Regions from separate parts of the Mus musculus genome. Here regions 1, 3 and 4 are each linked to region 2. The links are chromatin loops, found by intact Hi-C in ENCODE. Cell type or tissue: left cerebral cortex. All regions are shown on one strand. Each heading gives the region's core, and the rest is flanking DNA. Links, peaks and the distances in the headings are about the cores only. Region 1 overlaps Kmt2a (lysine (K)-specific methyltransferase 2A). Region 2 overlaps Ddx6 (DEAD (Asp-Glu-Ala-Asp) box polypeptide 6). Region 3 overlaps Ube4a (ubiquitination factor E4A). Region 4 overlaps Kmt2a (lysine (K)-specific methyltransferase 2A).

Region 1 (7,367 bases), core at 2,368-7,367, 180 kb after region 2:
TCCTGAGGCGGTGGGTTGCCCCTTGGGGGATTCTTGGGAATGACCCAGCGCAAAGTCCTCAACCTGCACTTTTGTGCGGAGGTTCTCTTGGTCACTTTCAAAACAAAGCAGATGTGTTTTGGAGACAGCTGTGCCTTCTGTTTTGTTGCCTTCTCTCCCGCTTGTGGGGATACTCTGGCTTATCCCCCAAGTTGCTGGCAGGTATGCTGAATTTTGGCAATGGACTCAAGGCTGAGCTGAAAGAGGAATTTCTCGTTTCTGTGGTTGACAGTGAGTGGGAGGGCAAGGCAAACCAGCTGGAGGAGGAGGAAAGGTGGGTTCCCCCCGTCCTCAGGGATTGGGGTTGTAGGAAGAGGATGAGGAGGGGGCTCACAGTACAGCATGGCCTAGCAGGGCAGTGACTAGGTCTGTTAGCTGAGTTCCCCCCACCCTCTGACTGGCCTTTGGGTCTCTCAGGATGAACGCATGACCCATCAGTGCATTTAATCTTTCAGTAACAAATGCAGCTTACATTTTTTCATAAAAAAAAATTAGGAATACAAGGATTTACAAAAAAACCTCACACAGTGCAATAAGAAGGAAACCAGACACTAGTGAAACCCCTTGGGCCACTGCGTCTTGTTCATGGGCAAAGGAGGGTAGGAGGTGAGGTCTGGGTAGAGTGCTTTTCCCCAGTCCCCTGCTGGCACTTCTCCATGATGACAAGGAAATCTCTGCCATCCTGGCCACAGTGCTGGGCTTCCCACAGTGGAAACAGTGACAATGTTCCAGCAAAGCCACCAGACAAAGTTCTTAAGGTCACAGAAGGAAAGGAGCCCAGGATGGAAGGCACAGCAGAGCCACGAGTCCTGGCAGAGAGTTCTGGGCTGCATCATATTGCTTTGCTGACTTCCATAAGAGAAAGGGTGCCCTGCCCTCCACTCGGACTACGCTACCCTGAAACCTTGTGGCAGGCGCAGAGATCTGCTTGATCGTGAGTGGTCATACTGTGCTTCAGGTTCAACAATCTGCCCCGAGAGGGCAGGAGGCGGTCAGTGGGTTCTCTGCGGGTACAAGGACTTGGTGGGCAGAGAAGGAAAGGAGGTGATGGATGAGGCAGATGTGATGGCGAATGTCAAGTTGCAGCTTCTTGGTTGCTAACTCAGAAAGAGAAAGGGGAGCGAAACGGAGCCTGCTGCTTCCCACTCTGGGGCTGATCCAGAGGGAGGGGGCAATACAGCAAAGAGGAGGAGACACTGGTGTGCTAAGGTTCTGTACCCTCAGTCCTTGGCCCTGGAGGGCAGTGGCCTAATGGAGTGGGTGACCTTCTTTTTCAGTTACTATAAAGAGCAGACCCAAGGAACATTTATGTCAATGGGCACAAACGAGCTACACATGGAACAACAAAAAGTACACTTTCCAGGGGGAAGCTGGGCAGGGAAACCAGACTTTGTGTGGACAGCTGAATATTTTCTCTCACTTCATCCTATGAAAATAAAAAATCATTAAAAACCGATCTTCTTTTAAATTAGGATAATACCGCGGTTTAAAAATAGCCTCGTCATAAGTGCTTCTCCCTATGAAGTGCTTCAAATAGAAAAATATACAAAATATATTTACATTATAAAACCTTAAATAGTAAACTGTAAACAGAACAGAGGAAAATCCAATGACTTAATCTAACAGGTTCAAGACTCTGTCTTGGGGGAAGAAAGAAACATTTGCTGCTGGCTGTCCACACCCTAAGGAGTAACCAGGGCAGTAGTGTCATTGAACTTGCTCAGCCACAGGCTGCACACGGGTGGCAGAGGTCCCTTAGCACATGTGGTCTAGTCCCCCAAGTTTGGGGCCTTGAAATCTGATTAGTGTTCTTTCAGCTGGACCCTGACCTTTTAGAAACTCATCTTCCTATGTCTTCAGAAAGGGGAAAGAGAGTAAGCACGTCCTGGGAAGGGGATGGGCATATCCTGGCTATGGACTCAGGCTGCTGCATGACTCAAATCCTATTTAAATAATCTTTAGTCTCTTGTTTAAAAAAACCTCGCTACATACATCTCTTTAAAACTCTCAATGGAGCTTTATGAGATCTCCAAATTCCGTCTGGTTACGGCCAACGGCTTCTGTCCAATTCCCCACCTGGAGTGCTTACTGGCTTGGGGGACTTTCTGTAGGCACTTCCTATACCAAGTAGGGAGTGCCCTTGAGCAGGGAGGCAAGCTCCCGCTACCCAGAAAGAATGGGAAAGCAGCAGATGAAGGATGGAGGAGGGGAGGAGGGAGTAAAGAGAAGGGATGGAGAGGGAGCCGCTCCTATCGTCAAGAAAGGTCACTGGCTACGGTAAGGCTCACAGGGTAACACTCCCACTTACAGCCACAGGCTCAATGTTTGGTAATTAATTGGCACAACCCCAAGACAGCCTTTTGACACCGGAGGTGCTAGGAAACCTGTCTCCCAACCAAAGTGAACTCTTAAGTGGGCAGATAGTAGGGAAAACCACTAGGTCATTTGTTTGTTCAACAGATGGCCACAGGACTGGCCTAACTGGCAAACTACCAGGTATCTCACCAACCCTGTATCTGGGGTCTTGTCTGACCCATCGTTTTTAGGGAGAGGGCTAAGATGAGGATGACAAACTGCTCTCTGAGGACATGCTCAGACCCACTGTAAGGAACCCTCTACATGCTCCTTGCAGGCAAATTCTCCCAGGAACCAGTTTCTCAGGTTTTTCAACAATCAAAGAGGGCCCAGGGGAAAGCCATCTGGGGATCTTTTCTTTGAGACCCTTCTCTCTCCAAGACTATGATCACATGATGTATATGTAGGACACTAGGGACCAGCCAGAGGACCCTCAACTGCCTGCTCAATCCTTGGAGCTCTTGGGTGCTGGGAAGTCCTTCAGCATGGCTTTGGGTGGCCCTGGGTCCTGGTTCTCCATCACAGGAAGATGAACAGCTTTAGTTCAGGAACTTGCGGCATTTTTTGGCGCCACAGTTGCAGGGTAGCTTGTTGCTGGCGTCCTCAATGGGGAACTTATAGTCATAGGTGAGCTCCTCCCCCCGGTAGATCTTACGCATGGCGAAGATGACAATGTGCTTCTGCCCATCAATATTGATGACCCGGGAGTAGCAGTTAGGCTCACAAGAGTGATTGATGAAGCGTGCAGCATTTCCATGCATGGTGGCATCCACTACCTCCGAGTCATCAATTCGGAACATGTAGCAACCAATGCCCTACACACGAAGGAAAAGGAACCATTTTATTTACTTATGATTTTATTGAAACAAAGCTAAAGTCTTACAAATGCTAAGCAGGCAGGCAGCCTACCACCGAGCCACATTCCCAGCCCTGAACTTATTATGCTTTCTTTCAAGTGCTATGGGACGTGGGTGAGGGTCAGAGGATAACGTTTAGGAGTCAGATCTCCCTTTCTACCACATGGGTTCTGGGGACATAATTCAGGTAACCAGGCTTGATAGCAGGCACTTTAACCCACTGAGCCATCTTAGGGTTTGTCATAGGATTTCCCTATGTAGCCTAGACTGGCCTTGAACCTGAGGATACCTGTGCTAGCTTAGATGATGGATGACACGTACGGTATTATCATACCTGGCTGAACTTGTCATCACTCAGGTTTAAAAACAATTTGCTTTGCTGCCCCGATGTTACTATAGCCACAGAGGAGCCAAGTTTCTCCTACAATTTACACACTTCTCAGAATACCTGTTTTTAACATGCTGAGAAGGGGTTTCTAGATTCCAGGCCCCAGACTGGAGGAAAACTGTAGCCATGTAGTTTTGATCCTGGATCCACAGCCAATCATCAAGGAACTAATTACTAATTACTAATCTTTAGAGGAGGCCAGAACAGTTATGGGCTCATCACAAAATATGTACAATGTTTTAAAAAGGTTTTGTGGACTCAAGTCCGCCTTCAAACAACAGCACCAGCAGCCCAGCACCAGCACCAGCACCAGCACCAGCACCAGCAGAAGCAGAAGCAGCTCCCCACCTCTGAAGTGAAAGCCTGTTACTCTTGAGGTCCAAGGATCATGCTAAGCTTTGATGGCCCCTACCTACAGCAAAGAGAGGCACCCAGGGAGTGAGCTGTGGCACACACCTTGCTGTCATAGTACTTCTCACGCTTGTCTGTCTGGATGGAGCGGATGACGTTGCCGGCGTATTCAATCACCATCTCTCCTGCATCGATGTTTCTCTTACAGAAAAGACCCCGACCATGGATGGGAGACCTAGGCCATGGAGACAAAAAACAAACAAACAAACAAAAAACAAACAAACAAAACAAACAAACAAAACAAAAACAAAAGCACAAATTTCCTTTAAAAAAATGTTTCGATTTACTTTTTATGTGTATGAGTGTTTTGCCTGCATATATGTATGTATGTGTACCATGTACATGCTTGCTGCCTGTGGCGGTCAGAAGGAACTGTAGTTACAGACAGCAGTCAACAACTGCTGGAAACCAGGCTTGGGTCCTCTGCAAGGGCAGGGAGTGTTTTTGATGGGAGTGTTTTTGATGGCCGAGCCATCTCTCCAGATTCCAAAACACAAATTTTTCAAATTACTATGAACTGTACTGACAAAGTACTAAACACTAGTGACTACCCCGCCAAGTACTGCAGGAGTGGGACATGCCCTGCAAAAAATCTATAGAAATCTCAACAACCTAAGGAGACATGCCACTCTAGTATCTGGTCCACTTTATTTGGAAAAATGTTAGTGTTCTCAAATTCTACAACCACAGCCCTACCTGTAGACACCAACCGCCTCCTTAGAAGTCTTCTTCAAGTGCCGGAATCTCATGGGCATTGGGAGATCCATGCTTGTTGCCCTCCTAAGAGAGAGGATGATGTTATGAACTCAGTGTTCTGAGGAGTGGGTTGAGGGTGCTGCAAAGTGAGCACACTGTTCACTTTCAGCTAAGAGTGCCTCGGACCCTCTGTCTCTGCCTCCTGAACCCTCACTACACCTAAATCACTGTGAGTTTTCTCCAGACGAGGTTTTTGTGACCCAGGCTGAGGTTTTTGTGACCCAGGCTAACCTCAAACTTGAGGCAACACACTCCTGCCTCAGCCTCCTGAGTGCTGGGACTACAGGCATGTGCCCATGCTGACTAGCTCCCTATTAATACAGGGCTTTTTAGGACAATGGTGACTGGTGTCACATAAACAGCTGCTAGGATAGATTACTGTTAAAGAGTACATGCATCCTACAATTACTCACATTTCTTCTATCTCTTATTTTTTTGTTACTAGCCAGCTACTACTGCCTCAGTGTAAACTGTGACTCGGTCTTCCAAATATCACCCAGGAAACTGCCATCCCACCGATGCCCCCACACTCTTTTGGTTTTTTGTTTGTTTCCTTTGAGACAGGGTCTTATGTAACTCGGGCTGGCTTTTAACTTACGCTCAGAACGTCGCTGGGGCTGATCTTAACCCTGAGATCCCCTTGCTTCTAAGTCCTGAGTGCTGGGATTACAAGTGTGTGGCACCATGCCCAGCTGAAGAGTGGAGCTCTGATGACTAGTAACAAATTTACACATATTAATGACTGTTCCACATCACAGCCTACCAGAAACAGCAGCAGTCTGCTGTATATCACACTAAACCCTTGTTCAGTGCAGAGCTGCCGGAGCGTGAGGTGTCAGGTGACTGGGTAGGATTCCTTACCGTGCGGATTTCAGCTGGACCTCTTCCTCTTCCTCATCGTTAGGGTTGTACTCAGGGGGCTGTCGATGTTTAGAAGCCAGGAAGTTAAACATGTCAAATGCTGACTTCCTGGAGCCAAAAGATTAAGGTTTGTTTTTAGAGCAACGTTCTAATAAAGGAGTAAAGATGGTGCCATTACTACTGAAGATCTCAGAGGGCAAGCAGGACAAGAGCTGTCATTAGATACTAAAGCCAGGACCTCAAATGCTCGTCAGACAAAATGGAACTTGCCTTAGGTGGACCTCAGCCCTGGCTGAGCCGTGAGGGTTCAAGGGGGGTTCGTTGGCCTCTTCTGGTTTGTGGAAACGGAATTTGTAATTCCGACAGTGCTTGGCCCCAGCCAGCTGCTCAATCAGAAACACAACGGCATCATGGAGAATCCCCAGCATCCGCAAACCGTTCACACCTACAGAAGGAGAGGCACCAGGGCAGTAAGCGGTGTAGCCGACAGGAAGCTGCACAGCATCAACAAATGGTTGTTAGAGGGTAGCAGCCAGAGGCTACCCGGGCTCAGGGACAACAGACATTGAGAAGTTAGCCTTAGAATGCTAGTGAAATAATGGCGGACCCATCTGTCAGTACGGATGAATGGTTACCATAAACTGCTCTTGCCAAGCTCTGGCCTGTCCCCTGTGTGCTGAGTGTATAGAAGTACCATGTGCCACTTCATTTTATGTTCATAATGGCCACCCAATGTAAGAATCACAAGGTTCTTTTTTTTTTTTTTTTTTTGTAAGATTGAACAAGAGCCTTGTATATACTAGGTAAGCGCTCTGAGAACTCAATACGCCTCACCTTCACAATGGTATAAGCATTCAAATTTTCTCTTTATGAGAACATTTCTATCGTGAGAATTTTGGTTCTTTAAAAAACAAAAAGTTATGTGAATGTTTTTGTTTTAACCCCAGGTGTGAGATATGGGGCTGCTTCAGTGTGTTCATAGCTCTACGAGGGGCATGATCTTTGCCAGCTGCGGATAGTTTACGTATGGAATTCTGGGGACTCTGGAGAGGAGATAAATCCTAGAGCCCCTAGAAGGGTGCGAGGTGCTCAGAAGAGGCGGGCAAATGCTGCTTCCCTGATGCTTCTGGTTGCTGATGTTGTAGACTGTCAAGTGTTCATGAGCAAAGAGAGAAGACACTGGAGATATCTGGACAGTGTAGACTGGACTTGCCCCAAGAAACTCATTGTCCCTAATCAGCAGGAAGAAGCTTGAACAGGTCTGCTCCCCCTTCCCCTCTAACCTTCTTTCTCTTCTAGCTGGTGTCCGAGGATCAGAAGGAGATTAGGGTGGAATAGGGTTAGAAGGAAGGCAGACATGCACATTTGTATAAATGTTTGGGGATGGATATTTAAAAGGCATTTTTCTTTTCTTTTTTTTTTTTTTTTTTTTGGTTTTTCGAGATAGGGTTTCTCTGTGTAGCCCTGGCTGTCCTGGAACTCACTTTGTAGATCAGGCTGGCCTCGAACTCAGAAATCTGCCTGCCTCTGCCTCCCAAGTGCTGGGATTAAAGGCGTGCGCCCGGCACCACGCCCGGCAAAGGCATTTTAAAGAAACAAGACACTGTAGTTGAGGTTCTGTAAGCACTGTCAGGATACTTCCTGCAGTTGCAAACACTCATGTTCTACACATCGTTATTAAGTATATGATATTTCAACTA
Region 2 (7,630 bases), core at 1,561-6,560:
ATTTAGTTTTTTGAGACAGGGTCTCACTGTGTAGCCCTGGCCAGTATGCTAGCTTCAAATTCACAGAGGTCTCTGTCTCCCAAGTACTGGGATTAAAAATATGTATGTGCACTTTTTTTTTTTTTAACTTAAATGACCTCTACTTGTTCTGAGGCTAGCCTGGTTTACATGAGTTCCATGCCATCTGTCCATCCGTCTGTCAGTTGGTCTGTTTTTCTCTTTTTTTTCTTGGTTTTGATTTTTGGAGACAGTTTTGGGGGTTTTTTTGTTTGTTTGTTTTTGTTTTTGTTTTTTTTCCGAGACAGGGATTCTCTCTATAGCTTTGGCTGTCCTGAAACTCACTCTGTAGACCAGACTGGCCTGGAACTCAGAAATCTGCCTGCTTCTGCCTCCCTTGGAGACAGTTTCTATGTGTAGTGCTGGCTGGCCATGAGACCCTGCTTCAAAATGAGAGGAGTTGTGATTTTTTTTTTTTAACTCTGTGCCAAGGTGACATATCCCATCGTAAGTTGGTTATAGCTCATCTCTGTGAGGTGCATTTGAATCTGAGGTCTACCATTTTAGTATAACTTATTTTATGAATACTTGGTTTTGAAAAGAGATTCATCCTTTAGAGCAAGAGACAAAATAAAAAACCAAAAAAAAAAGGTATAAACTTGGGGCAAGAAATGGGAGCTCTTGCCTTAGCATGCCTGAAAGTCTTTACTTAATGACTGTGTTCCCTCCCACTCCAGAATTCCCATCTGCAAAAACCCTACGAGATAAACCTGATGGAGGAACTAACTCTGAAAGGAGTAACTCAGTACTACGCATATGTAACGGAGCGCCAAAAAGTGCACTGCCTCAATACACTTTTCTCCAGGGTAAGTAGTGGGCTTTTGTGCTGAGTCCTGTCCTTCACTAATTCCTAGCAAGTTGGACAATTAGATCATTTTCCCTTTCCTTTCCTTTCCTTTCCTTTCCTTTCCTTTCCTTTCCTTTCCTTTCCTTTCCTTTCCTTTCCTTTCCTTTCCATTCCTCTTCTCTTTTTTTCTTTCTTTCTTTCTCTTTCTTTCTTTCTTTCTTTCTTTCTCTTTCTCTCTCTCTCTCTCTTTCTCTCTTTTTAATTTTATTTTTGACTTTATTTTCACTGTAAAAAATCTTACTGTTTTGTAAAAAGTAGCTTTAATTGGCTTACAGTTGAAACTGATTGACACAGGTGCTTTATATTGTTAAATAATTTACTGTAATTACAGTTCATCCTTTGTGAATACTAATTGCTAAAATTTATTTGTGACCCCCAAATTAGTACTGAAGGTTTTGGTTATTCTTAGACATATACATTGTGGACTTAAAAAAAAAAATGATCCCAGCTAAGGTCCAAGAAGAGGACAGACATTCTGTCTTCTTGTTTTACTTATAAATGCTACAATTGTTTTTCAAATTTTGGTGCTGTTCATCATTCATTCCAAAATGACGGCCTCGCTGCTGCCGACGTGCTTACCTGTGTTCTGAAGCACAGGGGGACTGATGTGTACTACACAGGGAAAACATGTACTGGGTAAACCTCCTGCAGGCACGGGTTATATTGGTTAGGACTATAGACATACTAAATAAGACATGCTCAAAGAAAACACATAAATTGGCATGTTTACCAATTTATAAAATGTCACCAGAGGCTCACAAGTACTTGTCATTTTCTCTAGAAACAGTGTTGTTTTAACTTGTTTGTTTTCTTTATTTTAATGAGTCTGTGTCTGTGTGGGGTTGTACGCATATGAGTGCAGTTTCTGGAAGCATCCAGAAAAGGGTGTTAGAGCGCCCGAAGGAGAGTTACAGGTAGTTGGGGCCCACACTGTGTGAACTGAACTGAACTTGGGTCTTGTTGAATAACAGTGTGTGCTATTCACTGCAGAGCCATCTCTGTAGCCTCAAAGCAGTGGTTCTTATTTGCTGAGTCAGTGTTAGCAGCGGTGTATTGTAGGACATTACTGTGTTGTCTCTGCAAGTTAGGTGGCCCTTATGAGATAATCTTCTCTAGGTCGACAAATTTTCATCTGAAAGCTTGGCTAGATATTTTCATGATTGGATAAACAGATGCTTCTGTCTTTCTCATCTTTCTCATCTTCTGTGCTTAGCTTCAGATAAACCAGTCCATCATTTTCTGCAACTCCTCCCAGAGAGTCGAGCTACTCGCCAAGAAGATTTCTCAGCTGGGCTACTCTTGCTTTTATATCCATGCTAAAATGAGGCAGGTAAGGATAATTTCGAGAACTTGCATAGATTTAATAAAGAAATATTTTCCTAAGTATTTCTTATATTTTCTTTTGTTATAATGTTGTATAAATGCCTTGTGTGTGAGAGTAAACTGTTGTCTTAAGGTAGGTACTGCTGTATTAGTGGTAGAGCAGTGTTCCAGAAAAAGAACAAATGAACGGACTATTTAGTAGACAAAGAGACCTTCACTTAAACCAATAGGTTTAAAAAGCAGTCCAGAAATGTCAGATCTTGGGGCTGGAGAGATGGCTCAGTGGTTAAGAGCACTGACTGTTCTTCAGAAGGTCCTGAGTTCAAATCCCAGCAACCACATGGTGGCTCACAACCATCTGTAGTGAGATCTGACGCCCTCTTCTGGTGTGTCTAAAGACAGCTACGGTGTACTTAGACATTATTATTAATAATAATAGTAATAATAATAATAAATCTTTAAAAAAAAGAAATGTCAGATTGTCCATGAAGTCCTAGCATTTAAAGTAAGTGAAAAGCTCAGAGTCATTATCTGTTCCATACTAAGTTTGAAATCAGCCTGAGTGACATGAAATCCTGTGGGGAGGGAAGGGCACAGGAGACATTCTTTTGGGGGGAATTTCTAAATTTGTTCTGTTTAGTGCAATAACTTTATTACATAGCTCCATGTACCCATTAGACTAGGTAAAAGCAAATACAATTGAAAGGTTTGTTACTTAGTCAAATCCCTGAGGCTGGTGACTCCATTATTGGAGAATACCAGTGCAATTTTTTTTTTTTTTTTTTTTTTTTTTTTTTTTTACAGAATGCACTGCTCTAGATTTTAATATACAGTAACTCCTCCTTACAAAGGAGAGTTCTGAGATCCCATATCGGATACCTAAAATCATAGACAGTACCAGATTGTATGTGCATGCTTGCTATGATGCAGTTTATACATTGGATATGGTAAAACGTTCACTAGGATAATAAAATAGAATAAATATGACACTATATTTGTCATAAATGTTACGTGACTATGATCGCAGCATGGCTTATTATGCCTGTCCTTTTTGATAGAATGCTTGTATGATGGAATGAAGTGTATCATACAGACATTGAGTGATACAGCTCTAGACTGCTACAGAAGCATAGGTAGTTGTGTAAACAAATTTGGGGTTGAAGAACTGATTGGGTAAGAGAAACCATGATGAAAATTTTGAGTTGTCTATAAATTTTACTCAGTTTTTATATATCCCCCTACCCTCCAGGAACATCGAAATCGTGTCTTTCATGATTTCCGAAATGGCTTATGCCGCAATCTTGTTTGCACTGGTAAGTGTTTTTGTATTTCTTGGACCTACTGTTTTCTTAATTGGCTGGTTGGTTTTTTTGTTGTTGTTGTTGTTGGTTTTTTTGTCACATAGTGAAACCTATGTGACAGCTCCTTACACCCTGCTGCCACTTTGACAGCTTCTGAAGACAGGGGTGCCTGCTGTTTAGTTCCTAGGTTGAGAGCAGGTGCTATTCAGTGCCTGACCTTGGGTTCCTCCTAGTGCTCATGCTGCACACGTGGCTCTAAATTAGGTTTTGCATTTATGTGCTTTCTGAACAGTTCTAACATACAAGGTGAGCAAACACAAAATAAACTTTACTCGAAATTACATTTTAGAAGTTGTGTCTATTTGATTTTTTTTTTTCCCAGAATCACATTATTCTATACCGTAAGCCAAGATTTTCTAATTTTTGGTTGTTCTATTACTACAGAAAAATAAGCCTGGGTAGGGAGGGGGAGACACAAATTTAGCTCAGAAACTAATAGAATGGTGCCTTCGCACCTATGTACTTAGAATTTAATCTTACTATTAGTGTGAGAAGAAGAATCATTTGAGGAAGTAGAAGGACTTGGAGTTTGAACTATAATGTATATATTGGTAAATTGCTCATCTTTATTTTTCATGTGAATTTTCACATACGCATGTACCTATACATTCAGATAAAATTGTATTTAAGAAGTTTTGGTTGGCTGGTTGGTTTTGTTTGTTTTTGAGACAGGATACTACTATATAGCTCTTACTGGCCTGGAAATTGGATATGTAGAGCAGACTGGTCTTAAGCTCACTTCTTTTGTTAGCTGGCCTTGGCCGCTTAAGTGCTGAGATTAGAGGTGTGCAGCACCACACCTGACACAATTATATACATAATATATATATACATTAAAAGATTTATTTTAATTTGTGTCTGTGTCTATTCTGTGTCTACCACGCTTGCACAACAGGTGCCTGCGGAGGCCAGAAGAGGGCATTGTATCCCCTGGAACTGGAGTTCTCAGGCAGTTGTGAGCCTGTTGATATGGGTGCTGGAGATGAACGCACATCTTCTGGAAAGAGCAGCAAGTGCTCATGTCCAAGGAGCCATCTCTTTAGCCACCTATTTTAAAATATAGTCAGGATTTTTGGGAAAATGCACATAAACAAAACACTTGTTACTGCTACCAGATATTAAATTTGGTTATTCCTAGTAATCAGGAAGTAACTGTAAAAATAACTTTATGGAGGCAGTCATATTATTGAGTGGTTAGCTTTTTAAAGTTGTGTTTAAATATTTAGCTGTGTATAGATATTTTTTTTTTGGACATTTGGGAAACCTATAAAATAGCTTACTAGTGAAAGTAAAGTTGTTAGTCAAATTGAATATTCATAAGAAAATTGAGACTCTTGCTATCAGGCACCTGCCTCCAACTCCATTTTTCAACTTTAAATAAAAAGTTGGCTTAAGAGCTGTAAATTCAATCCCAACATTAAAAGAAGACAGACATTGATAGTATTACTACACTGGTTAATTGGTTTATTTGTTTGTTGAGTCAGGGTCTCATGTAAGCCAGGAGAGCCTAAAGTTCAGCTTGGGATGGCCTGCTTCCTCTTCTGAGACAAAGGATTGTGGGTACTGATATGCCAAGCTTTACCTGATCTTGGAATCCTAGGATTGCCTAGGGTTAGGGTTTTATGCACTGCACTCATTCAAGATTCTTAATGTATATGTGGAATGCTTTGGTATATAAAATCCTACTTGTTAGGGTGGCTGACACAGTTTGAGGCTAGCCTGTGCTACAGATTGAGTCCTTGTCTCAAAAAAGCAAAGTAATGAGAAAATGCCACTTCTCCTTCAAGGAATGTTAAATTAATTAGAAAGTTGGTATTAAAACTTGCGTACCATGTAATCTTCATTAAAAGTACTTGATTTTGCCATCTCAGAATCAGCCTTAAGATGGAGTACAAATGAATGAGCATTAAAAATAAAATTGTAAAAAACAAAAAACAATAACAAAACTAGTTGGTGCCAGGTGTTGTGCAATCAGCAAGCACTTGGGGTAGGGGCAAGAAGGTCACTTCAGGTTCAAGACCTTCCTGCTCTCTGCTAGCCAGAGGCCAGCTAGAACTACAGTGACCTGTAGTGAAGATAGTTGAGCTTGGTTGACAAGGGAGTAATGTAATTATTATCCTAGTGGTTATTGGAATACACAAGAAATAGCTGTCAAGTCGTTTCAGAAGGGACGGGGTTTTAATTGGCTTTATGGACTGGGTAAATTTGATGTGGAGAAAAAAAGATTTCAAGTTTGAAGACTTGGGTTAAGAATAGTGCATAAAGGTCTACACAGAACGGCAGTGTGTGCTCCTAATCCTGACGTTTGGGGGTTTGACAGAGGAACACGAGTTCAAGACTAGCTTGGGCCACCAGTGATCCCCACCTCAAAAAGAATTCAGTGTCGTGAGTGGTTTTGGAAGGTTGTTGTGAGAAAGGAAGGAACCCTGATTATGACCCTGTTGTGAGCGTGAGGGACTTTGCCTATTAGTTTACTTAGATGAGTTGTAAATTGTTTACCATAAGTGGATGGAGGACTTCTAAAAGCATAATTAGTGAATTACCTTTCAATAATGAAAATCATTACTTGTTTGTTTGTTTGTTTGTTTGTTTTTTCAGATCTGTTTACCCGAGGTATTGATATACAAGCTGTGAATGTGGTAATAAACTTTGACTTCCCAAAGCTGGCAGAGACCTATCTTCATCGTATTGGAAGATCAGGTAAGTAAGAATGGGGGTAGCCTCGCAGACATTGCTTGATGAGAAATACAATCTTTCATTTTTCCTTTGTGAAGTAAAGTATAATAGCTGTGAGAGCAGTGAAATCACATCAATTGACTTGTTTGATATTTAAAACTAAGTAATTTTTTTATTAATCATTTATATTTGGAGACGGGGTCTGGCTACATACATAGAAAGCCCAGGTTATACTGGAACTTAAAATGTACCTGCCTCAGTCTCCCAAGACCTTGTGTCATTTATTAGAGTTAAGCCTGATAGAGCACCTGAATCCAATCCTGATACTTACGTAACAAGAGAGAAACAGCTGTCAACACACACACACTTTTTTTTTTTTTTTTTTGGAGACAGGGTTTCTTTGTGCTCTGGCTGTCCTAGAACTCACTTTGTAGACCAGGCTGGCCTCAAACTCAGAAATCCGCCTGCCTCTGCCTCCCAAGTGCTGGGATTAAAGGCGTGCCCCATCATCGCCCGGCTAAATTATAAAACTTTTTAAAGAATGTTCTTTAAAGGTAAGCTGACTGTATGTGGTGTACACTTGGGAAGAGGAGGCAGGTGACATCTGAACACCTGTGTGTTAGAGGCCAGCTGGGGTTACAAACTGATTTTGAGGCCAGCCTCAAACAACATGATTGAGACCCAATTTCGGGGGTTGGGGGAGTTAAAGTAAGCTGGAAATGGTGGCACATACCCTGTAATCCTTGTGTTTGAGAGATTGAGGCAGGAGGATCATGATTATAGTTGGTAGGGGGGTTGGGAGAAATGGGTTTGCTCTCAAAGAGCCTGTAAAGCCCTCTGTTTGATTTCCAGTACCCACATCAGGTAACATAAAAGCACTTGTAACTGCACCTTGTTAATAACAAAAAGTTAAGTCACATAGTATCTCACAAGAAGAAAGAAGGAAAGAAAGAGGTTAAAGTAATTACTATATACTTAAAGTGAAACACAAGAAAACTGGATTGATTGAATGGTGTAGTGTACAAGTGTATTGTTCAGTGTGTGTATTTTGACAGTCGTACAAACGAGTATCCAGTTTGTCATTTCAAAACCAGAAAATTAGGTATAGCTGTCCCTCGGGGTTCATGAGCAATGGGTTCCAGGACCCTTGCCAACATCAAAGTCTGGGTAGTCTCTTAAAAGCATGTGGTATTAGCATATAACTGGTGTCTATGTTACACTGTATTGTTTAGGGAGTAGTTGTCCAGAAGTCTGCTGCCTGTTCAGTACAGTTGATGTGCCAAGAGAAAGACCTAAGTTGTTTTGTTTTTTATTTGTTCAATCTTGTTTGTGCCATTCAGAATGCCACCAAATGAATATATTGCTG
Region 3 (7,630 bases), core at 993-5,992, 310 kb after region 2:
TACTCACAAAAGTTACCAGCTGGTCAGACGCAAGGTGCACTGTTCTCAGAAAATGTTACCATATGCACAACAAATCTGAAGCTAATTATGCAGAGTGAGTGGCCTCTCACAGGAGCAGGGTGCAGAGTGTGTGGTTATTATGGAAAACAGACATTTTAATGATGCAGAGTATGAGCAGCCCAGTACAAGCTTTAGAGTACATTGGTGAGGTCAGAGGATAATCTTTGCACAGTGAGAAAACTATGTAGGTGAAAAAGACTTGATTCTAACAACCACACCTAGAGCAGCCATATTCAGGCACACAACCTAAGAGCATCGCCCAGCCTTCTGAAGAATAAGATAATTATTCTTCACAAAATTTCACTCTAATATTGAAAAGAAGACCTAGAACTAAAAGCTACTGACAACTGGTTCTACATGTACAATCCTAAATCACTTCCTTGGATCTTGCAGACAGCTACTAGGGTGACAGTAGGAAACTAGATGCCAGGCATTTCTAGATCTGAATTTAGATTGTTGAGCAGATCAAGCACATGTTGAACTTCTGTGACATTTAAAATGTCAACAACAGGGCAGAAACACTGTCTAATAAAGACATTTTCATCCCCCTCCCCCATGAATTTTCTGCTGGAGGAGTTGAAAAAACAAAACAAAAAACCCCAAAACCTTACATTAATTTAAGTATCCTGAGAATGCATTAAAAAAATCAGTATTCCAGGCCAGGCATGTGATACACACTGTTACACTGTTAATCTCAGCACTCAAGAGGTAGAGGCAGTCTGGTCTACAGAGTGCGTTCCAGGATAGCCAAAGCTACACAGAGAAACCCTGTCTTGAACGAAAGAACAAACAAACAAATAAACAAAAAACTATCAGTATTCCTGGGTCTGGGGCGATGGCTCAACTGATAAACTGCTTGCATATGCGAGCAAGGGGACCTGTGTTTAGATCCCCAGCACCCATGTAAACACGAGTGTGCTGGTGTGCCCTGCGGTCCTAATGCCGGGACACAGAAACAGGAGGATCCTGGAGTCTTGCTCAATCAGTGAGCTCAAGGTTCAGTGAAAGATCCTCTCTCAAAAGATACGGTGGGGGAGCATCTGAGAAAGCCACCTGACCCCAATCTCTGGCTTCTAAATCACACCTGAGCATGGGTGCCCTGTTCCCACCAATTAAAAAAAAACCCCAGTATTCATAATACTCTTTCTACAGATGAGATGTAGGAGTTGTTATTTCTCCTCCTTATCCTGGAAACCATTCTCTGCTCAACAAAGGGAAAAACTGTGGAGTGGCATATGGCTGGTTTGCTAGAAATGGATGCTTCCGGAACGTCTACACAAGCTCTCAGCCTTCCTGTCTTTAGAAGCAGTCCTCTCAGGTCCGCAGCTCTTATGTGCTCGGATTGTCTATCTGGAGTCCCTTACACCAGTCTCTCAACTTATGAAAGTTTGTCTCTTGTCTTTCTTTGGACATCAGAAGTAATAACTCAATGGTAAAGAGTGAAATGTAAAATGACAGTAATTAGATTTTCCTAGATAATAACAAAAAGGCAGGGATTGAAAAGTTGGCAAAATGTGGAGAAAATATTAGTACAATGTTAATTTTAAAGAGAGATTTAAAAAAAAAAAACCCTGTAAGTAATCCGTACAAAGTGGACTCAGGTAAATTTAAACCAGTGCATGTGACTTCCCTGTGCCATCCTAACAGGGCTCTTCAGACTCACTGCCCACCTTCAAGCTGTCAACACAACTAACGGGACCATTCTTTTCCAAGACATCAAAGGAGTTACCTGTGAAATCCCAAGTACAAGGTATACTCTGTCAGGGCCAGGTTCTCCGTCACAAGGTTGTAGCTCTGGGGGAACGTTGGCTCCTGCACAGCTGGGATCAGACAGGTCTCCTTGTCCAAACCTCGAAGAAGCAAAAGGAATGGTGATGGACTGCTCTCCACAGACATCGGTCTTGGGCTCCACTCTCCCTCAGCCTCCATATTTCTACAATATCTTCCTTGTAACATATCTCCAATGACTTCCTTGTCTAAAAACACTTTCTGGCTTCCTGATATCTACAGAAACAGCTAAATCTCTTTTGCTGGACCAATGAAATCAGCAAAAAACCTAAACTGAGTGATAATACTGTATACTTTCCAAGTGATAGGCAATGGGACATTTTCCTCTTTCTGTCTGTCCGTCCGTCCGTCCTTCCTTCCTTCGAGACAGAGTCTCTGTGTAGCTCCGGTTTTCAAGGAACTTGCTCTGTCAACCAGCCAGGCCTCAAACTCACAAAGATTCACCTGTCTCTGTGTCTTGGTGGCTGAGATTAAAGGCATGGGCTACTATTACTTGGCTATTTCAACTTATTCTTTGCTTTTCAGTGTTTTAAGATAAATTATTTTTGTGCAGATATTGGTTTTGTTAATTTATAAGAGGCTAAAAAAAATGCCCCCAAACCTAGAAGGAAATCAGTCAAAACCAACAAGAGATTTGTTCTGAGTGACAGATCAGGGCCCACTCCTTTTCACTTCTCCATATTCACGTTTTCTCCAGTCCGGTGCCAGCTTTCTTCCTCCCACCCCACACTCTTCAGAGCCCAATCCTGTCCCTTGCTCTAACTACAAGGAACTTCTCACTATTCCTCAATCAATTCTTTCCATAGATTTTTTTTTCTAGATAGCCTCCAACTCCAAGACTACCTGCCTCTGCCTGTCAAGTCAGTGCGTGCTGCTGCTTCCACAGGCTGCCACCTCTACATCAGCTAGTCTCTACACTCCTGCTCCTTTGCCTGGTAAACTCTGACTTGTCTGTTGAGACATGAAGACGACAGCTCTGCAGAACTGGTTGTTCAACCATACTGCTGTTGTCCAGAAAATGTTGATAACCTACCTGTCTGCCCTCTTCTGGAACCTCTGAGTTCAAGAAGGATAGCAGCTGTATCTGACTGCACTTTATAAAAGATGAGGAAATGAATATCCAAGGTTGCCAGAATCAGACGGAAGGTCTCAACAAGGCCTAACATTTAAAAGCTAACAGGTGCTGTTTTTCAAAATTCCATGTTATTTAACTTGTTCTCATCTGTTTTGAACAAGGGGCACTTTCTCAAAGGCCAAGGGAGCAAATGCTTCAGAGGTGAGACACACTCACTGTTTTGAAGAGCCCAGTTCCCCACCTACCTCTCATATGCACACTTTTAATTTTTCGTTCTTCATCATTCAAGTCCTTGAGGACACAGTACGTGGGGTTAAAGGTGAGGAGCCGGGAGGATCTGGGCTTGCAGAATGGCTGGCACAGCTTCAGGAGGGCAGCACCCAGATTCAGAAAGAAGGCATCCGAGGCATACATTTGGAAGAAGATTTCGGGCATCTGATTGGCCCAGATCTTGGTGCGGCCTGCATTTGCATGCAAACAGTTTCCAAGCCAGAACAAGATACAGTGCTTGGTTTCTGGAGAGAGCTGGAGCAAGTTCTTCAGCATCTGGTAGATCTTTTCATGGAACTGAGCCATGAACTGTTTAGCCAGAAAACACAACCACAGAACATTCCAATTTCACAATCCTGGTATTTTCTTTTTTACTCCTAAGCCCCAGCAAATACAGGTTTTTAAATAAATGCTAATCTTAACCTTTCCCTTTTCCCCTTTTGTACCTGATTTTCTGATTCTGATATATGTTTATTTACACGTCATAGATATTATATGTATTACTGGATACTTAGGAGACCTTTTCTGGTCAGCTGCCATATTGCACAGATTTAATAGGTTTCACAGTAGGGATTTTTGGTACAGTGTTAGGTGATAAATCCTTCGGCTCAATTTTTCAAATGGTTGTCACAGCATTACTCACCTCTACCACTGTAGTATGATACTGAGCCATAAATGGAACAGATAGACATGGCTATAGTCAATAAGTGTTTTTAGTTTTTATATTACATTTATTCAGTGTCAGTGTAGTTGTATGTGGGAGTAACACACTAGGAAGCATGTATGAGCACGTATGGGAGCAGATTCTCTGCTGTGTGGCCCTGGGGAACAGCCTCGAGGCAGCAGACTGGATGATAAGATCTTTACTCACTGAGCCAGCTCCATGGGCCCAGTAAATCCTTCTTTATAAGAAACAAACACACACCAAGGGCAGTTAGTTTGGCCACTGTTGTAGTCTGCTAAACACCTGCTTGACAGCACCGTGATGACTTAACAGTAACGGGACACTTAACTGTGCCCTGTTTGGCCATCTATGCCTCTTCATCAGACTACTGCTAAATTCTGTTAAGAGGCCTATGCATGAAGAGGAGGAAGGGGAAGATTTATAAGATAGATGGCTCTCGTCATAAGGATTATGAGCTGAGTGACGACAGTGTCTTGGCGAGAAGGGCAAGAACTGAGGGGTGTGCAGCACTGTCACACTGGGCAGATCTCACCCACGCCAACCATCATCCCCTTTTTAGTGAAGGACTGAAGACAGTGACACTGTTCTTTTCTTTTTTTGAGACAGGATTTTTCCACATGTCATGGAACTCACCATGTAGACTAAGCCTGCCTTTGTCTCTGTCTGCTGAGATTATAATAGGTGTGTGTCAAGGCTGATTTCTTTGCTGCCTCCCCCTGCAAGCCCCCCCCCCCTTTTTTTTTTGAGACAGAGTTTCTCTGTGTAGCCCTGGCTGTCCTGGAACTCAAAGATCCGCCTGCCTCTGCCCCCAAGTGCTGGGATTAAAGAAGTGCACTCCCCCACCCCCGCCCCTTCCATTATTTTTGAGACCCTCTCTCCTATAGTGTAGGTTTGCCTAGTACTGGCTATGTAGCTCAGGATGACCCCCTGACTCTTACTTCTTAAGTGCTAGGATGACAAGCATGTGCCACCCCACACCCTCAATCAGGGGGCAATTTTGTTATGTTCTTATGACAAACGCCAGCCAGACTAATTAGCTTTCCTAGGCAGGATGAAGCAGCCTTATCCCTACATGGCTCCTTGGTCATCTCAAAGCAGGGGCTGTGGCAGACACCCTGGGAGGCGGTTCCACCTGATGGATGTTGGCCTCCTGTACTTTGATCTCCTGAGGACTGGAACGGGATGGATTCAGGAAGAAGCCATGGTTCTCTACCACACCCGGAGTCTTTAACAAGCACGAGATATTCAGGATGACTCCCAGCAAGGTCTTCTGATACATCTGCCCATTGCTGGGATCCTTGGGCTGAATGTATTCTAAAAACACCTGCAGGAGGAAAATCCTATTTACTCAACTGTATGATGACAGAAAGGCGATAAGATGCAGGGGTCTCAAAGAATTTAGTCTTATACAATCCCCACCCCCTTTAAAGGCCAGGTTTTGTAGAATCCAGGCTGGCCTCAAACTACAGAAAACTTTTAAACATTTATTTATTTATCTACTCCTTTAGTGTGTGTGTGTGTGTGTGTGTGTGTGTGTGTGTGTGTGTATGTGTATACGTACACCATGAGTGTAGTGTGGAGGTCAGAAGACAACTTGTATGTAGGGGTTGGTCCTCTCCTTCCACCACATGGGTTCTGGGGATCAAATTTAGCTCTTCAGACTTTATGGCCTTTACCCACTGGACCAGCTCACCAGCCCTGGCCTAATGGCATCAACTTCCCTGTGTAGCTGAGGATAACACTGATCTGCCACTTCCCAAATGCTAGGATTCTAGGCGTGTAATACCACACTTGGCTTTCTATAGGCAATGTTCTAGTGCCCTCAGGACAGGAAGCATCAACTTATTAAAATGCCAGCACCAAGAGAATACAATGCTTTGAGACCTACCTTGGCCATATCCTTCTGCCTAGTGAAATAGAGAAGAATGTCCAGATATGCATACAGGAGGATCTGGCAGAGTTCCAGATCTTTTATTCGGCTGAGTAAAATATCAAACACTGGAATCATGACTTCAGGAAATGTTCGAACCTCCTCATCCAACAGCAAGGCTTCAATGACCTCTTCTAAAAATTCAGTTACATCTTCAAAATCTAATAGTAGACAGACGAGAAAAGAAGGAGGCTGTGACAGATTTTATGCATTTACACTTTCATGCTATCTGTCTGTCTGTCTGTCTGTCTGTCTGTCTGTCTGTCTCTGCTGTGATGCAGCGACTGAACTGAAGACTTGCTCAGCTCAATGCTAGGCAATGTTCCACTACTGCTGACCAGCGAACTAGATACCCACTTCCCAACAATGGTTCTTTGAGATTTATTTACTTTTTTGTGTTGTTTTGTTTTTGTTTTTCGAGACAGGGTTTCTCTGTGTAGCCCTGGCTGTCCTGGAACTCACTCTGTAGACCAGGCTGGCCTCGAACTCAGAAATCTGCCTGCCTCTGCCTCCCAAGATTTATTTACTTTTATTTTATGTGGATGGGTGCTTTGCCTGCATGCATGTACCAAGTGCAGGCAGTGCCTTTGGGGCCAGAAGAGTGCAGTGGATCCCCTGGAACTGAAGTTACATGCAGCTGTGAGCCTTCATGTAGGTGATGAGAACTGAACTAGGGTCCTCTGGAAGGGCAGCTAAAAGTGCTCTTAACTGCTGGGTCGTCTCTCCAGCCCTCTATGGTATCTTTGAGAATTCTGCTAGTATTGAGGCTTAAAGATCAAGGTGTAAGCTTCCCTCCTTAACTTCTGTCAGAATCATAGTGACTCTGAGACCCTCTAACGCCCGCCATTAGAGGAGTTTTAAATTGGTATTCTAAATTCAGATAGTCAAAGACCTTGCTTCTATACTCACGGGCTCCCTGAATAGCTTCCAACATCAAATCTACCAGTTGCTCATGGATGTTTTGGTCAACATAGATCTCTGGGGTGAGGAGAACTGTTCGAGTGTTGGACACAGTGAGGTTTCTGCACTGCACTGCAAAGGGGAGTAGGTTTTCTGGAACTTTGGTAATCTGCAACGAAGAGAGAAAAGCATATAGCTTTTATAACATGGAGCAAGGGTAGGTACAGTACACAGGATAGAAAAACAACATATCCCAAACCGTATTGGTTTCTTTTCTTTTGTTTTTTCCAGACAGGGTCTGTCTGTATAGTCCTGGCTGTCCTGGAACTCATTCTATAGACCAGGCTGGCCTCAAACTCAGAGATCTGCCTGCCTCTGCCTCCTGAGTGCTGGGATAAAATGTGTGTGCCGCCACCACTTGGCAGTATTGATTTCTTGGGGACTGAAAATTCCTGACAGATTTGTAGTTTGGCTTTCAGGCTCACATGCTAAACTTCTAATCCTGAAGCCCAATTAAGTATCTCCACCTCATGGGAAATGTTAGAAGATTTGGAATTTGTTTGGTTCCTGTTGTTTTATTTTGGTCTCACTACAAAGTGTAGGCTGGCCTGGAACTCACTGTGTAAATATGTAGACCAGGCTAGCTCTGAACTTGTAGCAATCATTTGTCTGTGCCTCATGAGTAGCAATCCTCATGATTCACAGACATGTGCTACCACACAGCTGAGAGATTTACAGACATGTGCTACTACATCAGCTGACCTGATGTTTGGTTTTCTTTTTTGTTGTTGTGGTTGATTTTTTTTTTTTTTTTTCCTTTTTTAAAGGTGTGATTTCTAGAGAAGTTTGTATAGAGAACAGGAGACATTAGTTAGATGCAAAGAGAGATGGACCCCATGCCACAAAAAGGAGACTAAGACTT
Region 4 (5,000 bases), core at 1-5,000, 190 kb after region 2:
TAAAACAGAGAGGGCTCCATGACACTCCACAGTAGGAGCCCTCGTCCCTCTGACAGGACTATCATCCCCTCACCCACTTCTACCCCCTGAACCACAGCAGAGCAGAAGCAGGTCCAAGGATGAGCACTGTGTCTGACATCAAAGCGAAGGGCAATCAGTGCTGCAGTTCCCGTCAAACTGTGCACTAAGCTAGTCTTAGCACCGCCGATCACGACCGAAAGCCTAAGTGACAAGAATTCTCGAGCACCACGAGAGCACCTTGCGAGCCACTGCGTGACACCCAGAGCACACAAGCCCACAGCTGCAGAATTAAGCTGCACATCACTTACCGTGTCACTGAGGGCTGGGGTGCGGGGTCGGTGTCTCGGTGTGGAATGTGTGCTTCAGAACTGGTCCGCAAATGGGAAACTTTGTGCTTCTTGCCGCTCCCCTTGTCTAGGGGCAGCTGAATCCGTTTGGCTTTTGGTTTTGGTTTAGTGGGACCTGGCACTGAGGAACTTCCTGACTGCTGTCCAGAGGATGGGGAGCTCCCTGGAGAGGCGGAGCTGGCTGGCTTAGCTGAGGGTAAAGTCTTGTTTTGCTCCAGCCTCACACCGTTAGGAGCTTCTGCTGTCTGGGTGAAGTTGGACGGCTGGGTCCCCGGAGCAGAATCGGGATCCCGGTCCCGCTGTGAAGTCAGGGTACCGGTTTTGCCAGCTAGGAGCTGGTTTCCTCGCTGTAGCTTATAGTGTTCTTCGGCCTCCCCAGGAGGGGATGCAGCTGTCATGCCTGCAGTCTGAGAAGAGGGGAGCACACAGATACTAGATGCTGCTGTCATTGCAGCAGCAGAGGGAGTCTGTGATGTCCCCAGCTGGGGGAACATTCCTGAACTTGGTGGTAAAGCCACAGGCTGGTCCTGAATGCCCAGGCTCTGGTGGCTGGCTTTGATTAGAAGATGGCTTATTGAGCCAATATCTGGGGTCCCAAGCAACCTCTGGTTGGCTAAGGTGACATGACCTGGAACTGATGTGCTACTTGTAGGGGCTGCTGTAGTTTGCATGGATACCACATTCAGGACGGACGAACCGGATGCCAAGGCAGACACAGGCCCAGATGTCAGGTGGCTAGTATCCTGGCTTATCGTTGATGAGCCCGCTGCTGTGGCAGCGGTTCCGCCCACACTCTGTGGTGGTAACAGGGGTGCCTGTTCAAAATACATGATGCCAGATTTAGATCTTTTTATGATGTTGGGGACAGTTCGGTGAGATGAAGGGTTAAGTGACCCCAAGTCTAACAGACTGGGGTGGTTTGAAAGCTGGGAGGGTGTGAAGTTAATCAGCGTCATGTTAGAAACCACATCAGAAGGGGCAATATTTGAAGGGGCACTAGAGGGAGCAAGTTTTTTATTCTTTCGAGTGTGCAGACGAGATATGGGTCTTTTCTTGAGTCCAGAGGATGGAGTGGCCACTGTAGTAGTGAGGTCTGTCCTCTGGTTGGCTTCTGAACCCAGAAGTTGGGGATCGGGAGGAGGCTGGACCCCAATGAGCAGGCCTGAAGGAGGACTGCTGATGTTGGGAGGGAAACTACTTTGAGCAGCTGCGGGGAAGGAATGTAGGTGCTGGTGGTGAGGCACAGAGAGCAATCCTTTGCTAGCAGGAGGGAACAGAGACGGAGAGGGTGGCAAGCTTGGGTTTAGTCCTGTGGTCAGGGTGAGCCCACTTCCCATGGGCCCCAATACCGAGGTATTTGTCTCCATCACACTGGGTGTAGAACTAACAGGAGAGGTCAACTGGATTTTTTGGGTCACTCCATTTGGAAGAGTCTGGAGAACATAAAGTGGCTGCATGTTCTGATTAACAACAATGAGTTTCTCAGTGGCTGGTTTCAGGTGGGGTGGAGTGGTCTGGACAGCTGCGTTAGAGATCTGAGATGGGCCAGGGCTGTCAGTGGAACTGGGCACATACTTCTGGTTCTGGACGGGAACAGTGGGGGAAACAGGTACCTGAAGGCCAGGAGTGCCACTGTTTCTAGTTAAATCCTGACTGTTGCCATGGCCTTGTTCCACGGAGCCACAGGGAGGGCTGGAGATATGGTCTGCATCCATGTGTCCTTGGATGAAATGATCGGGTGTCATGTGGCCTTCAGGAGCAGGGTCTACTCCTGGACTCAGCAGGGCTGGGTCACCCTCGGAAGAGGCTACTGATTTTTCTGTGATGGTCACTCGCTTCTCCCCTGAATCTGAGATTACGGCCAGTCTGCTGGGATTCTGGCTGGGGACAGTGGGGCTGCGGGTGGTCAGGACAGAGAGGTCAGATGGCAGCTCAAGAGGCAGCTCAAACTGCTCCTCTGCTGAGATGGAAGAGGAGACACTACTGTCCACAGGCTCTGTCGCTGGCAGTTGCTGAGAAAACACTTCAAAAAGACCTATATCCTTTTCCCTATTACTGTCAAGACCCAGTCCTTCACCAAGAGTCAAGAGCTCAGAGGAGGACGACTCCGGGCTCTCACCCAGGGCCTGCATAGATGGAGTATTCTTTAGTACAAAGTCCATGATATCTGAAGGCAGGATGTTCCCACAGTCATCACTGTTGTTATTGTCAGAGTCTGACTTCAGCAGCTCAGCGTTGTAAGTATCCAGTAAGTTTTTGTCTGAGGGGGTGCTTGTGTGGACTCTGCGGCTCGATTCCAGGGAGCTGAGCTGAGCTTCCAAGGAATCCTGGCCCTGTGCTTTCACTCTGCTTACAGAGTGGCAGTTATCCAGCTTTGGCTCGTTTTTGTGGCCAACAGCACTCTTAATGACATGCTCTTTCTCGCCAGCATCTTCAGGTCGATCAATCTTTAAGTTTTCTGTTCCATTTTCTTTGCCATTTCTCTTTGGAATCTGGCTGCTTTTCCTGCTTGTGGCAGTGACACTGGTGTCACTCTCTGTCCCATCATCCACACCATCCAGCTGTGAAATTTTTGGAAGATCACATTGTTCTTCCTCCCGAAATAAATTATGGGAGGCCAGCCGCTCCTCTCCACCCGAGGAAATCACAGTCCGCGTGAAGTTGTAATAGTATAAGTCATCTTCGTCGGAAGTGCTCAGGTCGTCGGCCCCATCTACCTGGCCTTCTGCTGATCTCTTTCCTCGCTTTTTCCCAGTGGAATTGCTGTAGAACGGAATGTCTTCTTCACCGTAAGACCTGACTCCATACAGTGGGGTGAGCCCAAAGAACATGTTAGACCGTGCGCGGGCACTGCGCCGGGGGTACCGCCTTTTAAAAGAGCCATCCTCCTGAGGCTTGGGGCCATCTGGAATCATCAGGTTTCTGTCCTGTTCTGGAAGATTCTGGTAGTTGTTACTTTGAGGATCTTGGGATAAGGTATTGTTGGGGCTCGGCTGAACTCCTGGGCCAGCTCCTGGGCTTCTGGAGGCTGAGACTGGCTCTGCTGGGCACACTGACTCTATGTGTGCGGGGGAGCCAGGGCCACTCTCTTTCTGGGTGTTTTTGGATTGATTCTCACCTTCCATCTTCAGAGGTGTCACTTTGACCGAGCACTTCCGGGGTGCCTGTAACTCCTTGGAAGATCCTTCCACTTGTGTGGATTGACCTTTAGGGACTCCTGAAAGAGGAAGGACTTTATCTCCAATCTTCTCAGATGAAACATTATTACATGGTCGTTGCCCAAGAAACCCAGGAGTCAACACCTCATCAGCAAACTCTGGCTTTAGGTTTCCTTCCTCACCGGTTGTCACCTGGCCAGGTTCCAAGTAGGATTTACTGGAATGCTTTTCTTTGCAAGTCTCTTTAGAAGACTTTTTCCCTTTCTGTCTCCTGTCTCTAGAACTAGACCCTATGTGTTCATGTAGAATGGATGGCCTGTGGCCCATACCAGGGAGCTTCAAGGTTTTGATTTCACCATCTTCATTTGGAGAGGGCTTTACTGACTGGGAAGGATCCATGTGCTGGTCTCTGTCACTTCTTTGGCCCCTCAAGTGGAGCTGTGGGTAGGACACTGTATCCTTAGAAGAAAAGGGCACTGTAGAGGGTTCAGCAAAACTGCCAATTTTGCTAATGTTTAGTTCTCCAGGAGTTGCGTTATGAACCTGTGGTGTCAGTTTAGGGATTCCAGGGTAAGCTGTGCTATGTGCAGATCCATCTGTGCTCTTGGAACTTGAAGTTCTGTTTTTCTCTCCCTTTACTAAGGAGCCTTTGGGTACCAAGTCTGAAGCACTACACCGCTTCACTTCCGAGGGTGACGACCCATCCAGATGACTGGTTTTGGAGCCTCCAACTGTCCTCTGTGAGCTTGAAGAGGGGGGAGCGCTGTGCCCGAGATTAGCACTTGAACTCAACAGCCCTCCTCGATCCGATGCTTTGGCACTGGCCTCAGGATCTGTGGCAGTCCCAAGGCTGGGGACTGAGGAAACACTACTCCTGGAGTAAGCGCTCCCCGTTCTCACTGGAGACATTATGCGGAGCTTGGACCGCAGGGGTGACAAGGAAGAAGTACTGTGACGCCTAGAGCCAATGCTCCGAAGACCAGAAGACAGTAACGGGTCACCGACTGTGACGATTTCGTGAGTGGTTGGGGTAGGACTTCCTGAACAAGGGAGAAAAAAAGAAAGTCGATCAAGGACAGAAAAAGTGTGCCAAGTCACTAGGTTCAACCACGTGGATATACCTGCTTATAGGCAACTTTTTGGTTAGTAAAAGTCACAGAGTTAAGGTTGCCCAAGAGAATGGTCAGTGAGTCAACAAGTCCTTTACCTGCAGAAGGCAATGGGCGGCAGCCAGGGGACCTCTGTGTAGGCGAGTAGCTGGGTGTTCGAATCCTAGGGACCTTCGAGATGACATGATAATAACAGGAGCCTGAGGTCTGTGAATGAGGCCGATCTGGCGACGGAGGACTGAGAATTGCAGCTGTGCTTTGACTGTCCTTACACGATGCATCTATGATAAATAAAAATGTGTAACTGGAAGAGCTCAGTTTAAATACCCACAAATGAACCAATATAAAGCCCACTAGCTATCAGG

The links. Peaks named below come from ENCODE experiments on the same cell type or tissue, not always from the same donor. Only the 100,000 strongest peaks of a DNase experiment are listed, where the experiment ranks them.
Region 1: a loop joins it to region 2, with 2.5 times the contacts of the local background. A loop is called at or near these places in 5 of 42 quality-filtered maps.
Region 3: a loop joins it to region 2, with 3 times the contacts of the local background. A loop is called at or near these places in 5 of 42 quality-filtered maps.
Region 4: a loop joins it to region 2, with 2.2 times the contacts of the local background. A loop is called at or near these places in 5 of 42 quality-filtered maps.

The regions. Positions count from the first base shown.
Region 1 is chr9:44,804,969-44,812,335 of GRCm38, forward strand. It overlaps Kmt2a (lysine (K)-specific methyltransferase 2A), which reads right to left. Exons shown (of 36, transcript NM_001357549.2): 32 at 5,938-6,112; 33 at 5,668-5,775; 34 at 4,747-4,830; 35 at 4,096-4,225; 36 at 1-3,209. The coding sequence ends at 2,934. Among named protein-coding and RNA genes, the nearest start is that of Ttc36, 5.7 kb to the left of the region's middle. In left cerebral cortex, for the core only: no CTCF peak of the experiment used is centred there; a DNase peak (open chromatin) is centred at 5,343.
Region 2 is chr9:44,627,907-44,635,536 of GRCm38, forward strand. Ddx6 (DEAD (Asp-Glu-Ala-Asp) box polypeptide 6) reads left to right here. Exons shown (of 14, transcript NM_181324.3): 9 at 735-863; 10 at 2,118-2,234; 11 at 3,477-3,540; 12 at 6,187-6,288. Among named protein-coding and RNA genes, the nearest start is that of Ddx6, 27 kb to the left of the region's middle. In left cerebral cortex, for the core only: CTCF peaks have their summits at 2,621 (motif pointing left) and 4,481 (motif pointing right); no DNase peak of the experiment used is centred there.
Region 3 is chr9:44,943,016-44,950,645 of GRCm38, forward strand. Ube4a (ubiquitination factor E4A) reads right to left here. Exons shown (of 21, transcript NM_001346698.1): 7 at 6,718-6,877; 8 at 5,767-5,969; 9 at 5,011-5,202; 10 at 3,169-3,502; 11 at 1,790-1,910. Among named protein-coding and RNA genes, the nearest start is that of Ube4a, 19 kb to the right of the region's middle. In left cerebral cortex, for the core only: no CTCF peak of the experiment used is centred there; a DNase peak (open chromatin) is centred at 3,399.
Region 4 is chr9:44,817,954-44,822,953 of GRCm38, forward strand. It overlaps Kmt2a (lysine (K)-specific methyltransferase 2A), which reads right to left. Exons shown (of 36, transcript NM_001357549.2): 26 at 4,734-4,916; 27 at 330-4,566. Among named protein-coding and RNA genes, the nearest start is that of Ttc36, 18 kb to the left of the region's middle. In left cerebral cortex, for the core only: no CTCF peak of the experiment used is centred there; a DNase peak (open chromatin) is centred at 2,674.